Regions from separate parts of the Homo sapiens genome. Here all the other regions are linked to region 2. A link is a loop called in an ENCODE intact Hi-C map of the cell type or tissue named here. Cell type or tissue: OCI-LY7. All regions are shown on one strand. Region 1 holds the start of CRYM (crystallin mu). Region 2 has its middle 45 kb from the start of METTL9. Region 3 has its middle 130 kb from the start of HS3ST2.

Region 1 (8,000 bases), 280 kb after region 2:
ACTCATTCACTATCATCAGAACCGCAGGGGAAAGACCCGCCTCCATGATTCAGTCATCTCCCACTGGGTCCCTCCCACAAGATGTGGGAATTATGGGAGCTATAAGAAGAGATTTGGGTGTGGACATGGAGCCAAACCATATCACATGCCTTGGCCAAGATCAGAGACAGGCACTTTGAAGGAGGAGGGTTGGGGTAGGAGCTTTATGCTCAACAGGTTGGCTAAATATACATATTCAACAGGTGAGAGAAGAAGCTATGAATATTCATGAAAGTGGTCCTGATGCATGTGTATTTAACAAACATGCATGTTACATACAACTCATGTTCATTTTGGGGTGGTTGCAGCATTTAAATGTATTACAATTCAGCCTGATACGTCAAAAGGTCTTTTCAGGACATGAAGGCATGCAAGTGTGCAACCTCTGTAAGTCAGCCAGAACCATCCTATAGTCGGTAGTCTTATCAGGAGAAAGTTACTGAAATCAGTCTCTTGTCCAATCAAGCTGTAGTTATGGCTGGTGGAACAAGGGGTCGGTTAGTCAATATCTGTGATTTGGATGAGTTGTAATTGTTTTAATATTGCATATCTTCAGCCGGGCACGGTGGCTCATGCCTGTAATCCCAGCACTTTGGGAGGCCAAGGCGGGTGGATCATCTCAGGTCAGGAGTTCGAGACCGAGACCAGCCTGGCCAACATGACAAAACCCCATCTCTACTGAAAGTACAAAAATTAGCCGGGGGTGGTGGCATGCACCTGTAATCCCAGCTACCTGAGAGGCTGAGGCAGGAGAATCACTTGAGATCATGCCACTGCACTCCAGTCTGGGTGACAGAGAGGGACTTTGTTTCAAAAAAAAAATTTATATATATATATATGCACATATATACATATCTATATAGATACATAGATACATATACATATCTATATAGATACATAGATACGTATATATGTATATACATATATGTTTGTGTATATATATATATACAGAGAGAGAGAGAGAGAGAGAGAGAGTGAGAGAGAGAGAGAATCACTCTGTTGTCCAGGCTGGAGTGCAGTGGCACGATCTCGGCTCACTGCAACCTCCACCTCCCTGGTTCAAGCAATTCTCCTGCCTCAGCCTCCTGAGTAGCTGGGATTACAGGCACATGCTACCACACCTGGCTAATTTTTGTACTTTTTGTAGAGATGGGGTTTCATCACGTTGGCCAGGCTGGTCTCAAACTCCTGACCTCACATGATCCGCCCGCCTTGGCCTCCCAAAGTGCTGGGATTACAGGTGTGAGCCACTGTGCCCAAGCCATGTTCCCTATCTTCTCTGAGCAGGGCTGGGGAAAACAAAAACAAAAATATTGCTTATCTTCAAGCCAGTGCTTGTTTAGCTGCTGGAGAAAACAAAAACTCTGTGGCAGTTAGAACATAGCTTTTTTCTTTAAGTGTAAGGGTGCGTGACTTAACCCTTCCTGGCATGGCCTTAGATCCTGTTTATAATTTGTTATCGTATTGCCACAAAGAGTCTGTTCTGTCAGTCTTGTGATCTCTGTATTAACATTAAGGCTGCTCAGTTGTGTCTAAACTCTAAAAGGGAGAGGATGTAATGAGGCATATCTGATTTGCCATCCCATCATGGCTGGAAACTAAGTCTTTAAGGTTTTTCTGGGGTCTGCTTGGCCCAGAGGGGGTTCATTCAGTAGGTGGGGGGCATAGGATTTTATTTTTAGTTCACATTCACAAAAACAAAGGGCCAAAAAAGTCTTACTGTGTCACACAGGCTGGAGTGCAGTGGTGCAATCTTGGCTCATTGCAGCCTCCATCTCCCGGGTTCCAGCAATTCTCCTGCCTCAGCCTCCTGGGTAGCTGGGATTACAGGCACCCGCCACCACACCCAGCTAATTTTTGTATTTTTAGTAGAGAGAAGATTTTACCATGTTGGCCAGGCTGGTCTCGAACTCCTCACCTCAGGTAATCCACCCACTTGGGCCTCCCAAAGTGCTAGGATTACAGGCGTGAACTATCATGCCAGGGCTATATGTCTGTGCTTTCTAAACCCAATAAATGTGATGTAATATTAATGCTAACAGCACACGTGATGGGCCAGAAACATTTCTATAAGCCCAGCGGCTCTGGGCATAAATTTCTAGGGATGGTGAACCGAAGAAACAAAATTGTGTCATTGAAATCAGCTTTTCCCAACCACCAGTGTCTTCTCTCTCTCTCTCTTTCTCTCTCAGTGTTCACTTATTACATGGCTACTCTGTGCCAAGCACTGTTGCTAAACACATTATGTACAATTTCTCATTTCATTGGTACTGATTTTGACACTTACTCATCCACTGTCTTTTATCATGATGTGACCATTTCCTACAAAATGCCCTATGTAGCTTCCAACCAAAATACCACAAAGCACAACTTCAGCAGTCCTGCCTCTTGACCTTCTCCCAGGCTCTGCTCTCGCTCATCTGTTCCATCCTTTGCATTGGCAGAAGACCCATCTTTCTAAATGCTTACTCTCTTGGAGCATGTAATTTCTTTCCTAGGAATCACCATTCTCAGCTGCCTGACTCCAAGAATCGTTCTCAGTTTTATCTTCTGATGCTCCTAGACCTCAGCACCTTATTCCAGCCTAACACATCTGGCAACTCACTGTTCCCAGAGCTATTCAACATGCCTTCCACCTCAGGGCTTTACTTGGCCTGTAATGCCCTCTTCCTCTCTTTCTGCCAAAGTAGCTTAATGATTAGGAATATAATTCTGAAGTCCAACCATGGGCAAAGCCAGCTCCTCTGCTGACTTGGTGGATGACCTTGAACTAAATTTCTTCCCTTCTCAGAGCCTCCAATGGACAGTAAAACTAATAACAACACCTCCCTACCTTAGAGGTTGTTGTATAATTAAATGAGATAATATACATAAAGTGCATGGTGCAGTATCTGGTACATAGTAAAGATCAATAACCTGATGTTATCATTGTTGTCGTCACTATTATTATTTCAGACCTTGGTTTCTCCCCACTCTTTCATGAAGCCCTTATCTAACCACTCCAGGTCAAAATCATCTCTCTTTTCTTTGAATTAACTTACTTTTCCTATCACTGATTTGATGACTAGGATTTATTGCCTTAAGCTTTACATCATTCCTTTCCGATTTTATTTCCCCATCTCAGGTAAAAACTCCTGGAAGAAAAGATCCTGCAATTTGGCTTTTTGTGAGATGGAAAAGATTACACCTTGCCCTGCAAACTTCCCCCCTTTAAAGGCGAAGGTTTGTTAGGTTAGTTAGCCTGTGAGAAAACTGTGCGTTCTTAGCAATCAAAGGCCAGACATCTGGGGGTACAGGGGGGAGGAAGACTAGGATAAGAGACTCTAGACGGGGACAGAATTAAAAGGAAAAAAAAATTAAATAAGCCTCCGTCTCCTTTTATCTCCTAGCAGTAGGCAGTAATTTAATAAATAAAGGAGCCCCGTTAGCGTTTTCCCTGTCCATTCTTTCCCAGGCACGGTGACCTAGACAGCAGCAAAAAGCGAGTTAATAGGGAGGGGTTATGTAGGAAGCAAAAGTCAAGGAATGTGGCTACAGCTGATTACAGGAACTGAGAAAGTGGACCAAACAATATTGACTCCCAGCACGCCACCGCGATGTCCATCTTGGGGAATCCGTTGCTGGAAGGGACCCATCTCGCCCACCCTTAGGGGTCGAGGTGGGCGAAGGGGGAGGAGAGGGCTGGCGGGGCGGGGCGGGGTTGCTCCGCCCCCGGAGGCTGGGCTGTGACCAGCAGGCGGCTCCACAGAGCAGCGGGCGCGCTCATAAAGGGCACAGCCGAGGGTACGTGGATCGCGGTGCGGAGACTGAGGTTAGAAGGCACAGGTGGCGAGATGAGCCGGGTACCAGCGTTCCTGAGCGCGGCCGAGGTGGAGGAACACCTCCGCAGCTCCAGCCTCCTCATCCCGCCTCTAGAGACGGCCCTGGCCAACTTCTCCAGCGGTCCCGAAGGAGGGGTCATGCAGCCCGTGCGCACCGTGGTGCCGGTGACCAAGCACAGGGGGTGAGTGAGGAGGGTCGGGGTCAGGGGCAGGAGAAACTGGAAAGCGGGGAAAGGAGGAGCAGGAAGAGGAGGGGTGGGAGAAGGGAAGAGACGGCTTGCCTAACCGTTGCTAACAGCTGCCACTTTTAATAGGCGCTACCCGGTGTGCTAAGTGGGCGTTTTACAGGTGTTACCTTGTTTATTTCAGCACACTCTCCACCTAGGGAGGTATTGATACCACCATTTGATTGGTGGAAAACTGAGACTCAGAGAGGTTAAGTGACTTACCTAAGCTTACACAGCTACTAAGTGGCAGAGCTGGAAAGGTTTTCTGATCCAGAGCCAGACTTCTGAACATACTGTGCATAGTGTCTAAGGGAAGGGCAGAGGGATGCGGGGGCTGGAAGAGGGCCAGTGGGGTGGTGAGGAAGGAAAGAAAAAGGAAAGTATATGGATACTTTCTAAGAGACCCCAGCATTGATGGGAAGGGGCTGAAGCTGCTCCCTCTCTCCTTGTAGCTACCTGGGGGTCATGCCCGCCTACAGTGCTGCAGAGGATGCACTGACCACCAAGTTGGTCACCTTCTACGAGGACCGCGGCATCACCTCGGTCGTCCCTTCCCACCAGGCTACTGTGCTACTCTTTGAGCCCAGCAATGGCACCCTGCTGGCGGTGAGCAACTTCCTGTCCCGGGGTGGAATGGGGCCCCTGGGCCCAGATTGAAGCTCAAAAGTAAGTTCTCCGCAGCAGGGGGAGTCTTGATTGTGACTACGCGTGCCCCTCTGCAAGTGACTGGATACCAGCAACAGTGAAGGTTATCTGTGTCCATGTATCTATTTCTAGGACTGCCTGAGGATGCATAACACGGCACCAGCGCCCACTGCTGCCTCAAGCATGTGACAGTGTGGAAATAATAATCTTGTTGTCATTCTTGCATATGTCCTTGTCCTATACTCAGTTGCCCCAAATACGCAGCTTGAATGAACCCATTAGCCAAGGGAAGACTTACTTACTGAATCCTTGTCGACATGGAAAAGAAGGGGTGTTCTATAATCCCTGGGAGTCTTCAGAGGGGTATACGGTGTGACCTGTTTTAATATCTAATCATAGTTTCAAAAGGTAGCAGTAGCTTGTGTTTATGGAGTACTTTTTATAATGCATCAGGCACTTTTCTAAACATTTCACATTTATTAATCCTCTTAATACTTAAAACTATTCTATGATATGGGTAATATGATTACTCCCACTTTATAGATGAGGAAACCGAGTCAGAGCAACTATGTTCAACTTACCGAGGTTTATGTAACCAACAATTAGCATGGTTGGACTTCAGAGCTGCTCAGTCTAAGTCCACGGTCCATAGGTCCAGACTCTTCTAAGACCACCGCCATTTTAACTGCTACATATTGGGCACTTATGTGCCAAGAAGGAGACGCTGATCACATTCAATTCTGCAAAATTCCTCTATGGGTGTTTTTATTAACTCCCCTTCCCCCCAATTTCTGTTGAGGTCCTTGAGGCTCAGGTTAGTAGAGTCACTTTGCTTGAGGTCACACATCTGGTTAGTGAAAGACTCAAGAATCACTCCCAGGTGTGACAGTTAACTCTTAAGGTCTGTGCGCTCCAAGCTGGGTCTTACAATGTCCCTCCTTTTCCCCTGAATTTCTGGATCGCCAAATAATCTGGCCGTTTAACACTCCTTTGAGAATATCTAGCTTTCCCCAACTTACACTCATCCAACCGAGATGGCATTCATACTACCTGCCAACAGCGGTTCCCTAGGGGGGTAGAACCCAAGGCTTTGAAACTAGATGACAGCTGAATCTGCTCAGTGACTTCGTGATTCACTTCCTCATCTGTAAAATGAGGTTGATGATGCCTATTTTTTGATGATCAGCTGAGATGAATAACAGGGAGAGGAGTGCAGAGGATGGTTTTTACTAGCGAGGCATAATTTTCAACCTTCGCTGTGTATCGGAATCACCTGGGCTGTCTGGGTCTCACTCCTGGAAGAGATACAGACTGGGTTAATCTAAGGGTGGTATCTGAGCATCTTCACGAAGCTTTCCACATGTGCAGCAGGAACGGAGAGCCACTAAGAGTTTCATGGCCGTTGTCCAGATGTCAATTGGCAACCTTCTCTCTCTAGTTCCTTCTTAATTTGGTGTTTTGAGAATCCTAGGGCAAGAAAAGAAAATGGGCAGTTCTTGAGGGCTCACCATGTGCTAGATGTTTCCAGATATGCCAGTGCATTTAATCCTCACAATAACCCTCTGAATGGCTGGCATTATCTTTTTTACAGGTGAGGAAACCAGTGCTTAAAGATTAAAGTGTTTGTTCAAAGTTGCATATCTCGTAAGTGGAGGAATCGGATCCAGGTCTGACGCCAAACCCATGCTGTTTGTAGGATGCTATAAAACTTCCTAAGCTAATATTTTAGAACTGTTTCTTCTAATTTATGCAGTGGACAGGGGTTCCCCTTGCTCACTGTCTCTCTTTTCCTCCAAGGTCATGGATGGAAATGTCATAACTGCAAAGAGAACAGCTGCAGTTTCTGCCATTGCCACCAAGGTAAGATGAATGGCTGGCTGTACCATTAAGGTGAGCTGTCAAGTGGGGTCTGGTGTCTCAATCTTGAGAGACTAAAGGAGAAGTGGGGAACTTATTTTGGTTTCCTGTTGGACATAGCTGGAACTCCAGATGTCAGATATATCAGTAATTCACGAAATTATTAGCTACCAATTAGTGTGCATGACCAGATTTCAAGTACCTTATGTGCATAATTCTCAATCTTCCCATCAGTCTTGAAGAATCGAAATGAGAAATTCTCTCCACCTTCCAGGTCAAGGAATATGGCTCAGAGAGCTTCTGTGAATTGCCCAGGATCACACAGCTAATAAGTGCTAGAGTAAGAATTTAATACTTGACCTCTCTGGCTTCCAGGACTGGCTTCTTGTCCCTGTACCACATTGCCCCTGGTAAGACAGTATAATTGTCCCATAGACCAAAGCTAGTACTACACAAGAGGCTGAGTGAACTGAACATATCCAAGCCAGATCCCTGTATTCATTCGACAAGTATTGACTGGGCTTCTATCATGTGTCAGGCACTGTTCTAAATGTTAGGGAAATGGCAGTGAGAAAAACAGAGGGGCACACACAGGGGAGGTAGACAATACCAATAAAAAGGAAAACACAGGCTGGGTACAGTGGCTCACGCCTGTAATCCCAACATTTTGGGAGGCTGAGGCAGGCGTATCACTTGAGCTCAGGAGTTGGAGACCAGCCTGGTCAACATGGTGAAACCTCGTCTCTTGTAAAAACACAAAAATTAGCTGGTCGTGGTGGTGGGCGCCTATAATCTCAGCTACCCGGGAGAGTGAGGCAGGAGAAACGTTTGAACTCAGGAGGCAGAGGTTGCAATGAGCCCAGATCGAGCCACTGCACTCTAGCCTGGGCAAAAGAGTGAGTGTCTTAAAAAACAAAACAAAAAGGAAACAAAACAAAACAAACAAAAACATCTGTTGAGTTTAATAATGTGTTAAATAGTAATAAATAATATGTAATTAAATAATTAGTACATATTAATAAATGATTAATAGCGTGCTTAGAATTTGCTAAAAAATAAAACCAACAATAATCCAAAAAGCCACATAACATGTTAGGTGAAGATAAAGCAGAAGTGAGAGTATTGGAGAAGCTGTCACATTTTACATTATCCAAGAAAGGCCTCCCTGAGAAGGTGACATTTGAGTCAAAGCTGAAAGCAGTGAGTTAGCGAACCATGCAAAAACACGGAGGGGCACTCCAGGCAGAGGGAACAGTAAGCAATGGGGGTGATGATGTTCCCAAGCAATGTCAAGGCATCCTATAAGAAAAACAGCATTTTTAAAAGTTAGAGTTAAGAGGATGAGGCTTAGGAAACAGGGTGTCTGTGGGAACGATTGGAGTCTGGAGTCTTTCACATTAAATGTGGAAGT
Region 2 (8,000 bases):
TGACAGAGCAAGACTCTGTCTCAAAAAAAAAAAAAAAAAAAAAAAACCCTGTTGGGGTTTGTTGGCGAAGGCCCCCCTTCCTTTTGCCACCACGGGCGCCAACCCTGTTGCCCTTCCAATCCCATCTCCCGCTGCCCCTGACAGTGCCTTTGCCAGCTGGTGCTTCTGCCTGTTCCGTCGTGGTGGCTGCTCTCACCAGGGTCCTTTCCGCTGGTCGTCCCTTTCTGCCTGGAGCTGCCATTATCTTCACCTGACAAATAGAAACCCATCTTCAGGGCTCCACTGAAACGCCGCTTCCACGGGGGCCCTCCCGGGCGTCCCAAGCAAGTTTAGGGCCCCAAAGCCCACGCCCTCACCTCTCAGACACACAGCTTTTTATCTCTACCACCGTCTGACACTCCTGGATTCCAAGCTCTGCAAGGGCAAGTCAGAGCCTAGAGCCTCCTCCCTCTGTCCCCCGTACTGAGCGTGGTGCCCGGCACGCGGGAGAAACTCAGCGGGTGTTTTTGGATGAATGAGGGACTTTTCTTCTTTTATGCTTGCATGGCTGGCAAAGCCCCTTCTCATGGACATGTTCTTAAGACATATTTATCTTTCGACATCCTTACGTGCAGGTCTTACCTTGAGACTCGTGGTATTTGTTTCGGGGAACTGCGGATCTCTGCTGTAGTGAGATGATGACGATGCCAGTGATGATAGCAATTTTATTTTATTTTATTGTTTATTTATTTATTGAGATGGAGTCTCCCTCTGTCGCCCAGGCTGGAGTGCAGTGACGCAACCTCCACACCTCCCGGCTTCAAGCGATTCTCTCACCTCCGCCTCCCAAGTAGTTGGGACTACAGTCGCGTGCCACCACCCCCGGCTAATTTTTGTATTTTTAGTAGAGACCGGGTTTCACCATGTTGCCCAGGCTGGTCTCAAACGTCTGACCTCAAGTGATCTGCCCGCCTCAGCCTCCCAAAGTGCTGGGATTACAGGTGTGAGCCACCGTGCCTGGGCGATGACAGTAATTTTAATAATAACAATAACACCAGTCATAATAATAGTAAGTGGCTACCATTATTTGAGCTCTCACTGCATGCCAGGGACTGTTAGGGAGGTACTTTGTAAGCATCACAGTACTCAATCCTTGCCATAGGCATCATTATCCTTTTACAAATGTCTAGTCTGGGCCACAGACCTATAAAACAACTTGCAAAGCCCCACCGTGTGAAGCCAGGATTGGAGCCCACATTTGCCTGGCTTTCAAACCAGTGCCAATATGTGATGGTCTCAGAGGCTAACTTCCAGGGAGCAGTCTAGGTTCCGTCATCGCCGAGTTCTGTGGGCAGGGGCTTGCAGTGGCTGCGGCCCCTGCCTGCCTGGGGAGGTGGCACACAGAAGCCCTCAGCCTTCCCCATTTACAGCTTGGGAACGTGCATTACCCCCGAGAGTGGCACCGGAAGCAGACCGGTCCCTTGCGGCATCGTGTTATTTGAAATTTCCAGTAATTAGAACATCTCAAACTTCTCTTGTACTAATTTTAAGCCTTCAAACAACCCGTGCCTGCCAAAAGCCTGCTCATCTTGGTAAAAGCCCCGAACTACAAATAGATAGCTATTAACAGCATCTGTTGTAATAGCAGAGACAATATTCTCTGGGGCCAGCACGTCACCGCCTGGAGCCGACCCCAAACGTCATCTGTTATTATGTTTGGAGAGTCTGGCACGCGCTGAGGCAATCGTTCAATTATATCTCCATGAGCCGGTTCTGACGCACCTGCTTGCACAGAACGCTGAGGCAACAGTGGCCAGTGCTGCCCGGTGGACCAGCCCTGCCGATAGCAGAGTCTGGGGGATGGGGGCTGGCAGCTTAAAGACCCCTTTTCGTGAATTGGGCTTGCCTTTTTTTTTTTTTTTTTGATTAAGGAGAATATCCTGACATTGTATTGTCATTACGAAAAGTCACTTTAGGCTTGGCACAGTGGCTTATGCTTGTAATCCCAGCATTTTGGGAGGCTGAAGCAGCAGATCCCCTGAGGTCAAGAGTTCAAGGCCAGCCTGGCCAACATGGTGAAACCCTGCCTCTACTAAAAATACAAAAATTAGCTGGGCATGCTGGTGGGTGCTTATAATCCCAGCTACTCGGGAAGCAGAGGTGAGAGAATCGCTTGAGCTCAGGAGGTGGAGGTTGCAGTGAGCCAAGATCTGGCCATTGCACTCCAGCCCAGGTGACAGAGCAAGGCTCCATCTCAAAGAAACAAAAACAAAAACAAAATTTAGTGGGGTGTGGTAACACTTGTCTGTAGTCCCAGCAACTCAGGAGGCTGAGGCAGGAGAATCACTGGAACCTGGGAGGCAGAGGTTGCAGTGAGCCGAGAGCACCCTACCGCACTCCAGCCTGGGTGACAGAGTGAGACTCCACCTAAAAAAAAAAGAAGTCACTTTGAGATTATTTTATCCAGGTCTGCAGCCTTAAATTGGGTCCCTAACTTTACTGGCAAGGCAAGTAGCAGAGTTTGGCCTGAACCCTACTACAAAAGCTGAGGGCCTGGACCGTCAGACCTGGGTGAGGTTGCCGGCTAAAATGGGGCAGGTGACCGAACCTCTCTGCGTCTCAATTTCCTCATCTCAAAGTTGGACTCACAGGACCTGCTCTGTAGGGCCATTGTGAGGAGTTCATCCTGGGAGGAACATAAAGTTACCTCGCAATGCCCAGCAGGTAGCAGGTGCCCAGTGAAGGCCAGCTCCTCCGCCGCACTCTGGTATGCACCAAGCCTTCTCCATCACGACAACGACGTGAGCTCATGGACAGGATGCGTGGTGCCCGGGACACGCCAGAACCTGGCCAGCGAGAGCCTTTGCCCCTTAATCAGCTGTTTCACCCCATGAAGGCTTCAGTGGCTTCCAGTTCGTTGTTTTTTGTTTGTTTGTTTGTTTGTTTTAGAGTGCTTCCTTTATGTCAAGCGTTGTGCTAAGGACTTCGTATTTCCCATGTGACTTAATCGTAACAGCAGTCCTATGGTGGGGGTTCAAGGATCATCCCCACTTTACAGATGGGGAAACTGAGGCTAGGAGGGGTGCAAAAGCTGGACCTAGAGCACACAGTTTGGGAGTGGCGGCCCCAGCTTCTGAACGTGCGTCCGACTGCACACGGTTTGGGAGAAGTGACCCCAGCCTCTGAACGTGCGTCCGACTCCAGACCCCACTCCTGCCCCCATGCTGTATTGTCTACAGGAAGAGCAGCGAAACACGGCTTTCCAGTTTTTAAAGAAATACGCTTGGCATTTTGCTGGTGGGCGGTCTTCGCGGCGCAGGTCTAATTTTGGAATTTACAGTGGGATTTAAAGTTTTCAGTGAGATTCTCTGTTTCACCTTGAAAGAGGCTCAAGGTGTATGAATCCCACACTAGACTGATGCTGAAGAGGAGCCTGTGGAATCCGCACCCGCTGGCATTTTCAGTAAAAAGGCCTCTGTGTCTTCCTGATATGCGTGCGCCCCGCGCGGGCCACGTTGCCAGGTTCCGGGTGCCTCTTCACCGAACTGCCACCAGGGGCCGCTCCAGCCCAGCCCGAGTTATCCATCGGCCACCGCACCTGCTGTTCCCGAAAACGCAGCGGCCCAGACTTCCTTTGCAGTTACCCTCTTAGAAGAACGAACGTTTCGCTTCCCTCCTCATTTGCGTATCATAGAGCCAGTGAGACACAGTAGCCTTTTTGGGTTTTCCCCTGAGCGTGCTTGGTCCCCAGCCCAGGGTGGCCGCCGTTTCAAGCAAGTCCCTTGCTCAGGTACAGGGGTGCAGATGCCCCGAGCCAGCCTGAGGAGGGGCCGCATGTCCCGAGGGCCCCATGGTTCCCCTCAGGAGGCAGATTGGAAAGGGCTGACTTGTCTCTTACTCCAATGAGTAGAGAGGCGGAGGATCCAGCCCATCAGAGGCTGCCGCAGTAAAGAATTCTGTGACAGGCTGGGTACGGTGGCTCACGCCTGTAATCCCAGCACTTTGGGAAGCCAAGGGGGGCGGATCATGAGGTCAGGAGATCGAGATCATCCTGGCCAACATGGTGAAACCCCGTCTTTACTAAAAATACAAAAAAAAAAAAAAATAGCCGGGTGTGGTGGTGCCCACCTGTAGTACCAGCTACTTGGGAGGCTGAGGCAGGAGAATCTCTTGAACCCGGGAGGCGGAGGTTGCAGTGAGCTGAGATCACGCCACTGCATTCCAGCCTGGGCGACAGAGTGAAACTCCGTCTCAAAAAAAAAAAAAAAAAAAAAGAAGAAGAAGAATTCTGGGACAGCTCGGGGTCGGGAAAGGTGAAGAGATGCCTGTGGGCTCCAGCCCTGCTGGAAACCCTTGGGAAAGTCTTCTAGCCCCAGAGTTAGCACAGCACCTTACCCTGCAGAGGCTCAGGGCTCACAAGTCCCTTCTGGTCCCAGCAGCTCCTGTTCCTGGCCCTTGTTGGTTGGCCACATTCTGGAGGGTGACTTTTCTACTAGGTTTTGTGGGTGGGGGTCTGGCAGGCATCGGCTGTCAGTGGACTTATGCCTTATGCAGTTGGCGTCGCTCTTTGGAACCCTATTTATGTGCCTACGTAGAACCCTAGAGTGCTTGAGCTGGGACCAGGAGAAACGTGTAGTAACTCTCTTTACACAGATGAAGCTGCGGAGCCCCTGAATGGTGTGCGATGCACAATCACCACCACTGCCATCATCAGACAACACTTTACAAAATGCCTCCTGCCTTGTCTCCATTTATCCTTCCCGCTCTTCTCGTTTAACAGGTAGAGAGGCTTAGGCTCAGAGAGGCTAAGCTACTTGCCCAGGGTCACACAGCAAGTTAGAAGCAGAGCTGAGTTGCAAATCCAGGTCTTTAACTATTTCTGTGTTCTGTGGACTTTCCTAGAAATCCCAGGCGGTTCCCAAACTGCCGTGGGAAAGGCTCGATTCCACTGTAACACACAGAGCTGCTTACCGACCGAGTGATTCGATGAATAAATCAATGAACTGACTAATCCCATTCATTCCTGTATTCATTCATCCCGTGAGGGTTCGTTGTGTGCCTTCAATGACCCCTTCCTGCACTAAGTCGTGTTGATACAGTGATGGTCCAGACGGAAACAGCCATTTTTGTTTGTTTGTTTTTGGTTTTTTTTGAGACTGAGTTTCGCTCTTGTTGCCCAGGCTGGAGTGCAGTGGCGCGATCTTGGCTCACTTTAACCTCCGCCTACCAGGTTCAAGCAATTCTCCTGCCTCAGCCTCCCAAGTAGCTGGGATTACAGGCACCTGCCACCACACGTGGCTAATTTTTTGTATTTTTAGTAGAGGTGGGATTTGACCATGTTGGTCAGGCTGGTCTTGAATTCCTGACCTTGGGTGATCCTCCCACCTTGGCCTCCCAAAGTGCTGGGATTACAGGCGTGAGCCACCATGCCCAGCCCAGAAACAGCCTCTGTCCTAAGAGTGCAACTGGATGGGACTTAACTCAGTCTTACAAATGACATCTACCAGGCTGGGTCCAGTCTAACTTGTCCATGAAGCATCCATCATCCCTGCCTTCTAGGCATTTCTATTCTAGAAGAGATGATACAGACATGCATGAATTTCCACACAGTAAACTTATCATGAGTGAGCCCATCCCAAGAGCGAGAGGCAGACCCCCTGGCAGGCTCCACCCTCAGCCACCCATCAATGCACTTTGATGCCGCTGGGGCTGGTAGGCTGCAAACCCCCTTTCTACCACGGACACAGGCCGAGGCGAAGCGAGCACAGAGCTCACCGTGCTTGCATTTTGTGGTTCTGTAAGTTCCTTACATTGTGTTTTGGAGGCCAGGCACAGTGGCTCACGCCTGTGTTTTGTTTTTGAGACAGAGTCTCGCTCTATCGCCCAGGCTGGAGTGCATTGGCACGATCTCGGCTCACTGCAACCTCCACCTCCCAGGTTCAAGCGATTCTCCTGCCTCAGCCTCCCAAGTAGCTGGGATTACAGGCACCCACCAACACACCTGGCTAATTTTTTGTATTTTTAGTAAAGACAAGGTTTTAGCATGTTGGCCAGGCTGGTTTTGAACACCTGATCTCAAGTGATACAACTGCCTTGGCCTCCCAAAGTGCTAGGATTACAGGCGTGAGCCACTGTGCCTGGCCTAACAAAGTGATTTTATGTGCTGATTGTGTGAAGCACTCTTTCTGTGTATTTTTAAAAATTGAGATGTAATTCATCTGTGTATATTTAAGGAGAATAGAAGACTTGCTCATAATGGTAGAATTTTAAAACTACATATGACTCCGAGGTTGCTCCAGACCAACACTGAGATTTTGAGTGAAGAGGGGCAGTGAGCAGCTCTGTGGCTTGGTCCAGCACTTGCCTAGCCCCTGACTGGACCAAAGCCAAATCCATTTTCCATTTTCCAGTTTACACCTTGGTGCCTCCAACTATGAGTACTTTTTTTTTTTTTTTTTTGAGACTGAGTCTCACTCTGTCGCCCAGGCTGGAGTGCAGTGGCACGTTCTCAGCTCACTGCAACCTCCACCTCCCAGGTTCAAGCAATTCTCCTGCCTCAGCCTCCTGAGTAGCTGGGAGTACAGGCGCCCGCCACCACACCCAGCTAATTTTTGTATTTTTAGTAGAGATGGGTTTCACCACGTTGGCCAGGCTGGTCTCTAACTCCTGACCTCAAGTGATCCACCCGTCTCGGCCTCCCAAAGTGCTAGGACTACAGGTGTGAGCCACCACGCCCAGCCCAAGTACTTTTGGTGTCAGGAAACCACCAGGAGTCAGCAGTGTCAAGCTCCCCAAGGCATTCGTCATGCGCTCAGTGCTTTCCTGGCTTTTGCCACAGCGGGAGGTGACATGAGCAAGGCGGGTGACACGAGGCTCCTCCACAGCTACGGGAGGCACTCGGGCCACCGCGAATTCGTGATCAGTGCTCCAGTTCTGCTGGCGCCTTCCAGCCTTGCCCAGCCATCCCAGGAGCACACTGTGCTCCTTTCAATGAAAACGTGTGGAATAGGTACCACATTTGTAGCAGCTGTTGATGGAAATCTGTTAGTGACAAAGTGCTTAGACACAGGAGAAGCCACCCACATCAGAACCCCTGGGGAGCTCGTTAAAAGGCAGACTCCCAGCACTACCTGGACCTGGGGATGGCAGCCATGACTCTGTGAGGCAGAGCCAGAGGCCTCAGTGAGCGATGCTTATGGCTGAGCCCCACGTGTCAGGAGAAGGAAGCTCCTGGGAGGCTGCACCTGGCACTGTGCCATGGAGAGGGGCACCCCAAGTCCTGCAGGTGGAGAGCGCTGACTCCAAGGCGAGTGTTTAGGGTGACTTAGGACGGAAGGAGTGTTCCAATAAAAGCTGGCCCTGTGGTGGGCCTAGATTAAGCAGGGACTGCCAGAGATCAGGACTGATGCTATAGCTCAGGGTCTGCTTATTTAAAAACCTTGCTCACCCAGGAGCGGTGGCTCACACCTGTCATCCCAGCACTTTGGGAGGCAGAGGCGAGTGGATCACCTGAGATCAGGAGTTTGAGACCAGCCTGGCCAACATGGTGAAACCCTGTCTCTACTTAAAATACAAAAATTGGCTTGGCCTGGTGGCACATGCCTGTAATCCCAGCTACTCAGGAGGCTGGGGCAGGAGAATCGCTAGAACCCAGAGGTGGAGGTTGCAGTGAGCTGAGATCATGCCATTGTACTCCAGCCTGGGCGATAGAGTAAGATTCTGTCTTAAAATAAAACAAAACAAAAACTTTGCTCATTGTGTTATTTTATAATGTTATTTGGTGATAGGATTTAAGCTGCTTTTAAAAAATATTTGGAAGACATCTTTTTTTTTTAAATTAAAGTCTGGAAATCTTATAGGACAGGCAGGCATCTCAGAAACTTTCTTTATCGATTTCTGCCTGCAGGGAGATGAGGCCCTCACCACCACCCAGTGGCAGCACTGGGACCCTGCCTTCATTCCACATTTACTGTGAACCTCTGGGCAGGCGCTGGGCTGGCGGGGGGCAGAGTGAATGGGAC
Region 3 (8,000 bases), 1.4 Mb before region 2:
CTAGCTCATTTATCTGCAGCCAGTCACTTGGTTTCCTGGTCTTATAAATGAAAGGATATTTTCTTCACTTTGCCTAAAGGAATTTCAAACAATTTTTTACTTCTGTGAAACATTTTTCCAAATTTGTACCACTTTATCTTTGTGGTGCCTTTTTTCTCTTCTGTCTGCTGAATAACCTCTCTTGAATGTGTATATTTCTTCCAATAAATATTTTCAGACCTGCAGCATTTTGTACAGGATTTACTAAATTCATCCCTTTTGATTATTTTTGTCTCCTTGATTTTTTTTTGTTTTGTACTATGCATGTCTGAGTAAACTTCATGAGCTAAACCAAGTTTGTATGTAGTCAATGTTCTCTCCTGTTTAAGAAGGCACTGGCATTTTGACAGCAAGGATGAAGACATGTGGTAGATGGGTTCAGAATTGTATTGAATTCCACTCTATTTTTCAAGATATTTAATTCATAAAGTAATTTTGGGATCACGAGACATAATGAAACATATAACATTACAACCAAATATATTTATGACTAAATTATAAAACTTTGCAGGAAAGGCCTCTAGACAAGCTGGCAAAAAGTCATTAAAGTATTTGAACATTGATTCAGTCACTAAATATTTACTGAATGCCTCAAGTATACTAGGGATACATCAAGGAATGACAGGCGGCTACTCTCATAGGATGCCCATTAGGGCAGTGGAGCAGAGTGGTTAGAGGCAGGCTTTGGAGCCAGTAGTATGACTAAGCAATTGACTTCATTGTCCCTCCCCTGAGCCTCAGTTTCCCTATCTGTAAAATGAGGATGATCAAAATTCACATGGCTGTATTAGAAATGAATGAGCTCGATGTATACAAAGTGACACAGAACTGGCAGATAGGGAATGCTTAAGGAGTGGTAGCCTTGTTGATGTTACACAAACTTCCCTAGCATGAGGAAGCAGGGCCATGAACAGAGGTTGCTTTTGTGGAGAAAAGTGTGACAGTAGAGAAAAGGAGAGAGAAAAGGAAAGATGGTGGCCAGGATGAAAAAAAGAGTTGTTTGTTTAATTCTGGAAACTTAAGTATGCCCATTGGCAGGGGGAGGATGAAAAAAATATTGAAGACTCAAGAGAGATGGGACAATAGGTGGAAGTCAGTCTTGGAAAACAGGACAGAGAAGTTAGACTCAAAGGAAAAGAGGAGATGCTTCTCCTGGAGTGGAGACGAGGTCTGGAAGGAGAGCAGGAAGATGCTCAAGAATCTGGTTGCAGAGAGGAGGAAGTTGGGGTATCTCTGTTGCAGGGGCCCCTTGGTCTCTATTAGGAGAAGGAGGCTTATGAGGCAGCTGGAGATGGTTGGGGCAAGGTTGGCAAAGTGTGAGCAGCTCTGGACTGAGTCCTTCCCTCGGGTCCTGCTCCAGGGGACAATGGGTGCTGATAGACCAATGGCAATGGGCAGAAACATCCTCTCCTTTCCTGGCCTTTAGAGCGACTGCCTTCAACATCCTCCTCCGCCCTCGAAAAAAGAAGTCATATGATTTTGTAACAGTGACAGAAATCTGACGTAGCTGGCTCCATCTTGCTTCTAACCTCACAAGAGAACTGCCTTTGCTCAATCCTGCACATAGGCCAAGCTAACTATGGGACAAATGTTGTTTCTAATTTAATTTCAAAGCAAGGATGAGAGTGGCCCCTTCCCAAAACTAAAACCCAAGGAGATGAGGATGTACATACAAACAACAATGTTGAATTAAATATTTATAGGGGCATCGTGATCTGACCAAGGACAAAGAAGTTCTGCAACCTCCTCGGACTCCTGCTGATGCCCAGATGTCTGTGGTCACCAGTTCCCACTGAGCTCAACCCCACCTTGTTCCCCCTTCCCCAATATAAAAAGAAGCTTCAGATTCATGCCTTTTTTATTTTTATTTTTTTATTTTTTTGAGACGGAGTCTCGCTCTGTCACCAGGCTCAAGTCCAGTGGCGATCTTGGCTCACTGCAACCTCTGACTCCCTGGTTCAAGCGATTCTCCTGCCTCAGCCTCCTAAGTAGCTGAGAGTACAGGTGCGTGCCACCATGCCCAGCTAATTTTGTATTTTTAGTAGAGACGGGGTTTCACCGTGTTTGCCAGGATCGTCTCGATCTCCTGACCTCATGATCCGCCTGCCTCAGCCTCCCAAAGTGCTGGGATTACAGGCGTGAGCCACCGTGCCCAGCCCAGATTCATGCCTTTTAAGGCAGCTTCTTAGGACATTGGTCTGCCGTCTTCTCAGCTTGCTGGCTTTCCAAAATACAGTCGCTTTCCTTGCTCTGACTACTTGTCTCTCAACTTACTGGCTGTTACGCAGTGAGCGGTCCAAGTCTGGACTCAGTTACAAGTTCCAAACTGAGAAGCATGCATTTGTTGGTCCAGGCTTCCTAGGAACCTAAAGGCAGCCAAGCGGTCTCTCTGTTCCCAGAGTTCTCCAGTGAGAAGGAGAAGCTGGTCTAGTGTCCTATCACCACACATTTAATGATTTGCCATTTGCCATTTGCTCAAAAAAGGCCAAATGAGCTAACCTGACTTGCAAGACCCATTATGAGCTGCTCTCCTCCCCCACCACTTCTTACCACTCTTCCTCTCTCCAGAGGGGGCTCAGGTTTTCCTGTGTAGAAGGCAGGCTGTTTTGAGGTTACCATGAGCTATGACTGCACCCTTGCCTCAAACTATACTTGCATTATGCTTTGCATAAGGCTGAGACAACCTCGATTGGCCATCTCAAATAATGGAGGCAGTGAGATGACAGAAAACATGGAAGCCACTCATTGGCATCTCTTACTTTGTGTGTCAGTCACGTGGAACTTGGCTTGGTTCCTCTTATAACTGAGGACTGAGAGTCTGTGCTGTGTCTGTGCTCACCCTGGGGTCTTCATCCATGCTGTTTCTTCTGCCTGGAACATATTTCTCTTCCTTCCTTCCTTCCTCCCTCCCTTCCTTCCTTCTCTCCCTCCCTCCCTCCCTTCCTTCCTTCTGTCCTTCTTTCCTTCCTTCCTTCCTTCCTTCCCCTCTTTCCCCTCCTTCCCCTCCTTCCTTCCTTCCTTCTTTCCTTTTCTTTCTTTTGACAGGGTCTTGCTCTGTCACCTAGGCTGGAGTGCAGTGGTACAATCATAGCTCACTGTAGCCTCCAACTCCTGGGCTCAAGTGATCCTCCCACTTCAGCCTCCTGAATAACTAGGACCACAGATGTGAGCCACTATGCTTGGCTAATTTTTTAAAAATTTGTTTTGTAGAGGCAGGATCTTACTGTGTCACCCAGTCTGGTCTGGAACTTCTGGCATCAAGTCATCCTCCCGCCTTGGCCTCTGAAAGTGCTGGGATTACAGGCGTGAGCCACTGTGCCTGGCCCTGGTACACACTTCTTGACCATACTTTGCCTGGATAACTTCTACTCATCCTTCAGATCTTAACTGAAAAGACTGCTCCTCCAGGCAGCCCTCCTTCCTTCTCTCCCTTTTCACTATCAGTTGATCCTGTATTATGGTAGTTTGTCTGTCTCCTGTGCTAGACTATAGACATCTTTTGTACCCCAGCATCCTGCCCAGTTCCGTGCTCCTGGCTCAGAACAGAAATTAATAAATGTCTGTGGAATGACACGTCAAATGAATGAATGAATGAATGAATGAACGAACGAACGAAGGAAGGAATGAACGAACTCCATGTGGCTCCAAAGAAACAGTGAGCAACTCAACCTGTAGGTGGCGCAGTTGAACAGGCGACCAGAGTGGGAAGGGCTTATGGCCAAGGATCTGTCACCTTTGTTGCTGTTAAGCCACGTGGCGCATGATCCCTGTGCAGTTGGCTTTTGAGGCTGAAATCGTGACTTTATCTTTATCAAACTGTGGGTGCTGTGGAGTCACCCGGGATTACCTTAAAACCATTGGTTCTGGAGTTGAACTATTCGAGTTTAAATCCAGGTTTTTGCTCCTTCCTGCTGAGAAACCTCCGGAAAGTCATTTAACTTCCCAGAGCCTCAGTTTTGCCCTCTGAGAAATGGGCACGATAGTAACAGTACCTGCTCCCTCACAGAGCTGCTATTAATACAAAGATCGAAAGGGGAGTGAGTCGCTCAGGCATGCCTGGCCCAAAGCAGGGGTGCAGGCAGCTTAGGGATGACGAGTGTCGGCAGGTCTCTGTGGCGTCTTCCTCCCCATCCTGCGCCATGGGGCGCGCGTGCAGGCTGCGCTCTGCCCGCCAGTCCTGGCATAGCCTCTCCTGAATGCGCGGAGCGGGGTGCAGCCGAGGTTTCTGGGATTTCGAGCCTACTGGGGAGTCGCAAGGAGGCTCCAGAGCTTGCGGACCCATGGCTGCTCCTCTGATTGTGAAAGCAGCGCTGCGGCTCACAAAGTGGCCCTTTCAGTGGTTTTTGCAGCAGCAGAAAAGCGCCTGCAGGCGGCCGGGTTCCTCTACGGTGACCTCCGAGCTGGTGGTAAATTGCATCTCTCGACAGAGGTGGCTGAGGGAAGCGCCGGGATCAATCCTCACCCGGGGAGGACAGGACTGGAGTGCTGGACCTGCACGACCCTGAGTGCAGTGCGGTCGGGGTGGAGGGTCCGCTGGGGATCGGCCATGCCAAAAGGCATGCTCTGGAAGCCAGGCCACGACAAGTCCTCCCAGTCCCGCGGAATGCTGGGGAAGGAGGAGACTCCACCTGGAGCCCCCAGATCCTAGGAACTCTTGGGGTGGTTGGAAGTGTTTGGAGGATGGGCTCAGAAAAGTGGAACTTGGATTCTGGAGCTGAAAGGGGCTGCAACTCCAACCAGAAGCAGCCCTCATTATCCCGTTTCTGCTGAAGGTCCAGACAGGGGTTGGTGTCACATTAGGGGGTGCTGTCATAATAACATGAGAGCTGCCAGCATCAGCCCTGCACCCAACACACTTAGGGGTGATTCAAGCTTTGCCTCTTACTAACTGTGACTTTAGGAAAATTATTTCCTTGGGCCTCAGTTTCCTCATCCGCAAAATGGAATTATAAAGTAGCTTCCTCGAGTTGTTGTTGCTGTTACAGGATTGGCACACACAGTTTGCTGCCGATCCTAAGCCATGCAGAGGACTAATCGATCCACACAATCGTTCCCGCTAAGCCTAGATAGACTCAATGTGGTGCTCCACACTCTGATCAATTAGTGCACAGCATGAAACCTTCAGGGCATCACTGGCCTTGGGCCTTGCCAAATCATGGGCATCAAACTTCATTACAATTAGATGTTTTTAGCCTCTTTTAAGAATGAAGAATCTGCAATTGCACATCACTGTGGTTCAAATTTCATTGCACTAGAGAAGTGTGTGTTGGCCAATATATAAATGTACATATCTTCTCAGCATTATTTAGAAGATGACAATGTGTCTGGGGATATTTCATCTGCAGAATCTAATAAACTCAACATCATTAGATATTTACATAAAACAAATGAAAATGTTGATGTATCATTTACCTGTTAGGACGTATTATGTAATAGCTCATCAGGTTGGGAAAATTAGATGAGATAATGTATGTAAATCACTTAGCATGGAGCCTGGCACATGACATTTGCTCAATAAAGGTTAACTAGAGTAATATTAAGACATAGTGAAGTTGAAATATTGATATGGTTTGGCTGTGTCCCCACCCAAATCTCATATTGAATTGTAGCTCCCATAATTCCCACCTGTTGTGGGAGGGACCCAGTGGGAGATAATTGAATCGTGGGGGCAGTTTTCCCCATACAGTTCTCATGGTAGTGAATAAGTCTCATGAAAGCTGATGGTTTTATAAGGGAAAACCCCTTTTTCTTGGCTCTCATTCTCTCTTGCCTGCTGCCACATAAGACATGCCCTTCACCTTCTGCCATGATTGTGAGGCCTCCCCAGCCACGTGGAGCTGTGAGTCCATTAAACCTCTTTTTCTTTATAAATTACCCAGTCTCAGATATGTGTCTATCAGCAGCATGAAACCTAACTAATACAGATACAGTGGAGTTCACAGAGCTGTGACCATGCATCATTGTTTTGTTAGGATTAGGTTCTGCTGCATAAGCAGAATCTACTCTGCTTGATGCCACATCCTGACTTCATTCCTTCCCTTCCCAGTCCTACTTTCTACTCCCCTGCAGGCTTTTCCTAAGAGCATGCCTAGTAAATTACCTTCAGATGAATCATTATTTTGAGGCTCCTAGGGAACCCAATCTAAGAACCACCAACACTCATGGACATTAGGATCGATCAGATTCTAAGCCAGTTCAACCAATCACAACTCAGCACCTCATCCTTGCTGGTCACATTCACATTATCAATAAAAGTTAATATTTGTGCCAGACACCGTACTAACTGCTTGATATATATTAATTCATTTGATCCCTACAGTAACTCTGTGAAGTAGGTAGTCTTATTATCCACATTTCCAGATGAAGAACTGAGAACCAGAGAAGTCAAGTAACTTGTTCAAGGTCCCGCAGGTAATAAGTGGCATGGCCTGAATTCAAACCTAGGCAATTTGGGTTTTTGAGTTTGGGTCTTAACAGCATGCTCTGTAGCTAGTCACTGCAATGCACCCAATAGAACTCAGTAACTAAATAGTAAGAATTGTTAATGTGAGCAACAGAGACCAATTGGGAAGTGAATTACCCATGGCTAATATAATAATTTGGTTGGAAAAGCAACCAAAGTGTCTATAAGAAAGAAATTTTGAATAAAGCTGTGGGCAAAAAAATAAAATAAAATAAAATAAAATAGAGCAATTTTGAAAAAAAAAAAAAAAAACAGCAAGTTTGTGTATCATGGTTTTCCTGGGGGTTTTGCTGGGGTTACCTCTGACCTCTGGACATCCTGCACATATTAACACCACACACACACACACACACACACACACACACACACACACACACACGTGGAGATGTTGTCTTTACAAAGCTAAAGAAGCCCATGCTATTCTCATGAGGCCTCTGTTGTCTGAATTCCTGCTCACAGAAGCTGGGGCCATCTTATCTGGGTGATAGCCAAGAAAGATGGTGTTGGGGGTTACTTGAAGCTTGAGCTAGGATGAGGGAGACAGGCACAGAGATGTGGACTGGAATGTCCCAGATAGCTTCTCTCATCACATGTGTGGGGGTTGTGCTGAGATGGCTGAAACAGCTGGGTGCCAGCCAGCACCTCTCTTTCTCTTACTCACTTTCTTTTCACGTGGCCTTTTTTGTGACTGGCTTCAGCTTCCTCACAATATGGTAATTTCAGAGTAATCTGACTTCTCACATGGGGAAAGCATCCCCTCAAGAGTGCAAGCAGAGGCTGTCTGGCCTCTCTTAAAGGCCTAAAAAGGGCACAGCATCTCTTCTGACAAATTTCTTTGATCCAATCAATCATAGATTTGATCATAGGTTCCAGGGAAGGGAAAAGGATCTCCCCTCTCAACCAAAAGAATGGCCAAAAAGAATGTTTGGCCATCTTTACCCTGCCACAGACTGTGGTTTAAGCAAGATAGACACAAAGTTTTATTGTTATTAAGATGTTGAGATTGTTTGTTACAGCAACTGGCTTATGCTGACTAATGCACCTTGTCATCACTGCATGTATAGAGGGTTATTCTCATCTTCCCTCAGAAAGGGTCATCTAGTAAATGAAGCAAAACTGAGAGAGAATGGAAGACACTGTCCAGGGACTATTCAATCTCTGTTTCTTCTCAAGACCTCAATTCCTGATCTTCTTCCACCTCCTTTTGCATTGAAGAAAAATAAGTTCAAGTAAGAGATGTATGAACTCTCATATTTGGTTCACAGAACAGTTTTCACCAGGGAAGTTGAGCTAGTAGTCAAAGTGATTAAAGCCATTTGGAGGTAATGAGCTCACCATCGCTGGGAAGAATTTGTGCAGAGGCTGGTGTCATTGGGATGCTGGAGTTGAAATCCAACCACTATCCCTTCCACTACCGAGGCTGCTTTTCCTCAAACCCAAAGAGATCCCAGTTTGGTGGAAGTCTTTTCCAGCCCATGAGACCACCTGGGTAGAAATC

The links. Hi-C counts contacts between places; a loop is a spot of excess contacts. Peaks named below come from ENCODE experiments on the same cell type or tissue, not always from the same donor. Only the 100,000 strongest peaks of a DNase experiment are listed, where the experiment ranks them.
Region 1: it touches region 2 in a loop (4-fold over the local background); 6 of 110 quality-filtered maps call a loop at or near these places.
Region 3: a loop joins it to region 2, with 40 times the contacts of the local background. A loop is called at or near these places in 3 of 110 quality-filtered maps.

The regions. Positions count from the first base shown.
Region 1 is chr16:21,274,124-21,282,123 of GRCh38, reverse strand. CRYM (crystallin mu) reads left to right here and starts at 3,834. Exons shown (of 8, transcript NM_001376256.1): 1 at 3,834-4,042; 2 at 4,540-4,693; 3 at 6,530-6,592. The coding sequence starts at 3,873. RefSeq lists an enhancer at 3,833-4,042. In OCI-LY7, CTCF peaks have their summits at 3,565 and 3,764 (motif pointing right); DNase peaks (open chromatin) are centred at 3,803 and 5,823; H3K4me3 peaks cover 840 bases.
Region 2 is chr16:21,550,542-21,558,541 of GRCh38, reverse strand. No RefSeq gene overlaps it. Among named protein-coding and RNA genes, the nearest start is that of METTL9, 45 kb to the left of the region's middle. RefSeq lists enhancers at 3,449-4,259, 7,001-7,502. In OCI-LY7, CTCF peaks have their summits at 3,300, 3,515 (motif pointing right) and 7,871 (motif pointing left); a DNase peak (open chromatin) is centred at 3,601; H3K4me3 peaks cover 694 bases; H3K27ac peaks cover 1,035 bases.
Region 3 is chr16:22,944,688-22,952,687 of GRCh38, reverse strand. No RefSeq gene overlaps it. Among named protein-coding and RNA genes, the nearest start is that of HS3ST2, 130 kb to the right of the region's middle. RefSeq lists an enhancer at 3,623-3,672. In OCI-LY7, CTCF peaks have their summits at 3,496 and 3,709 (motif pointing right); a DNase peak (open chromatin) is centred at 3,747.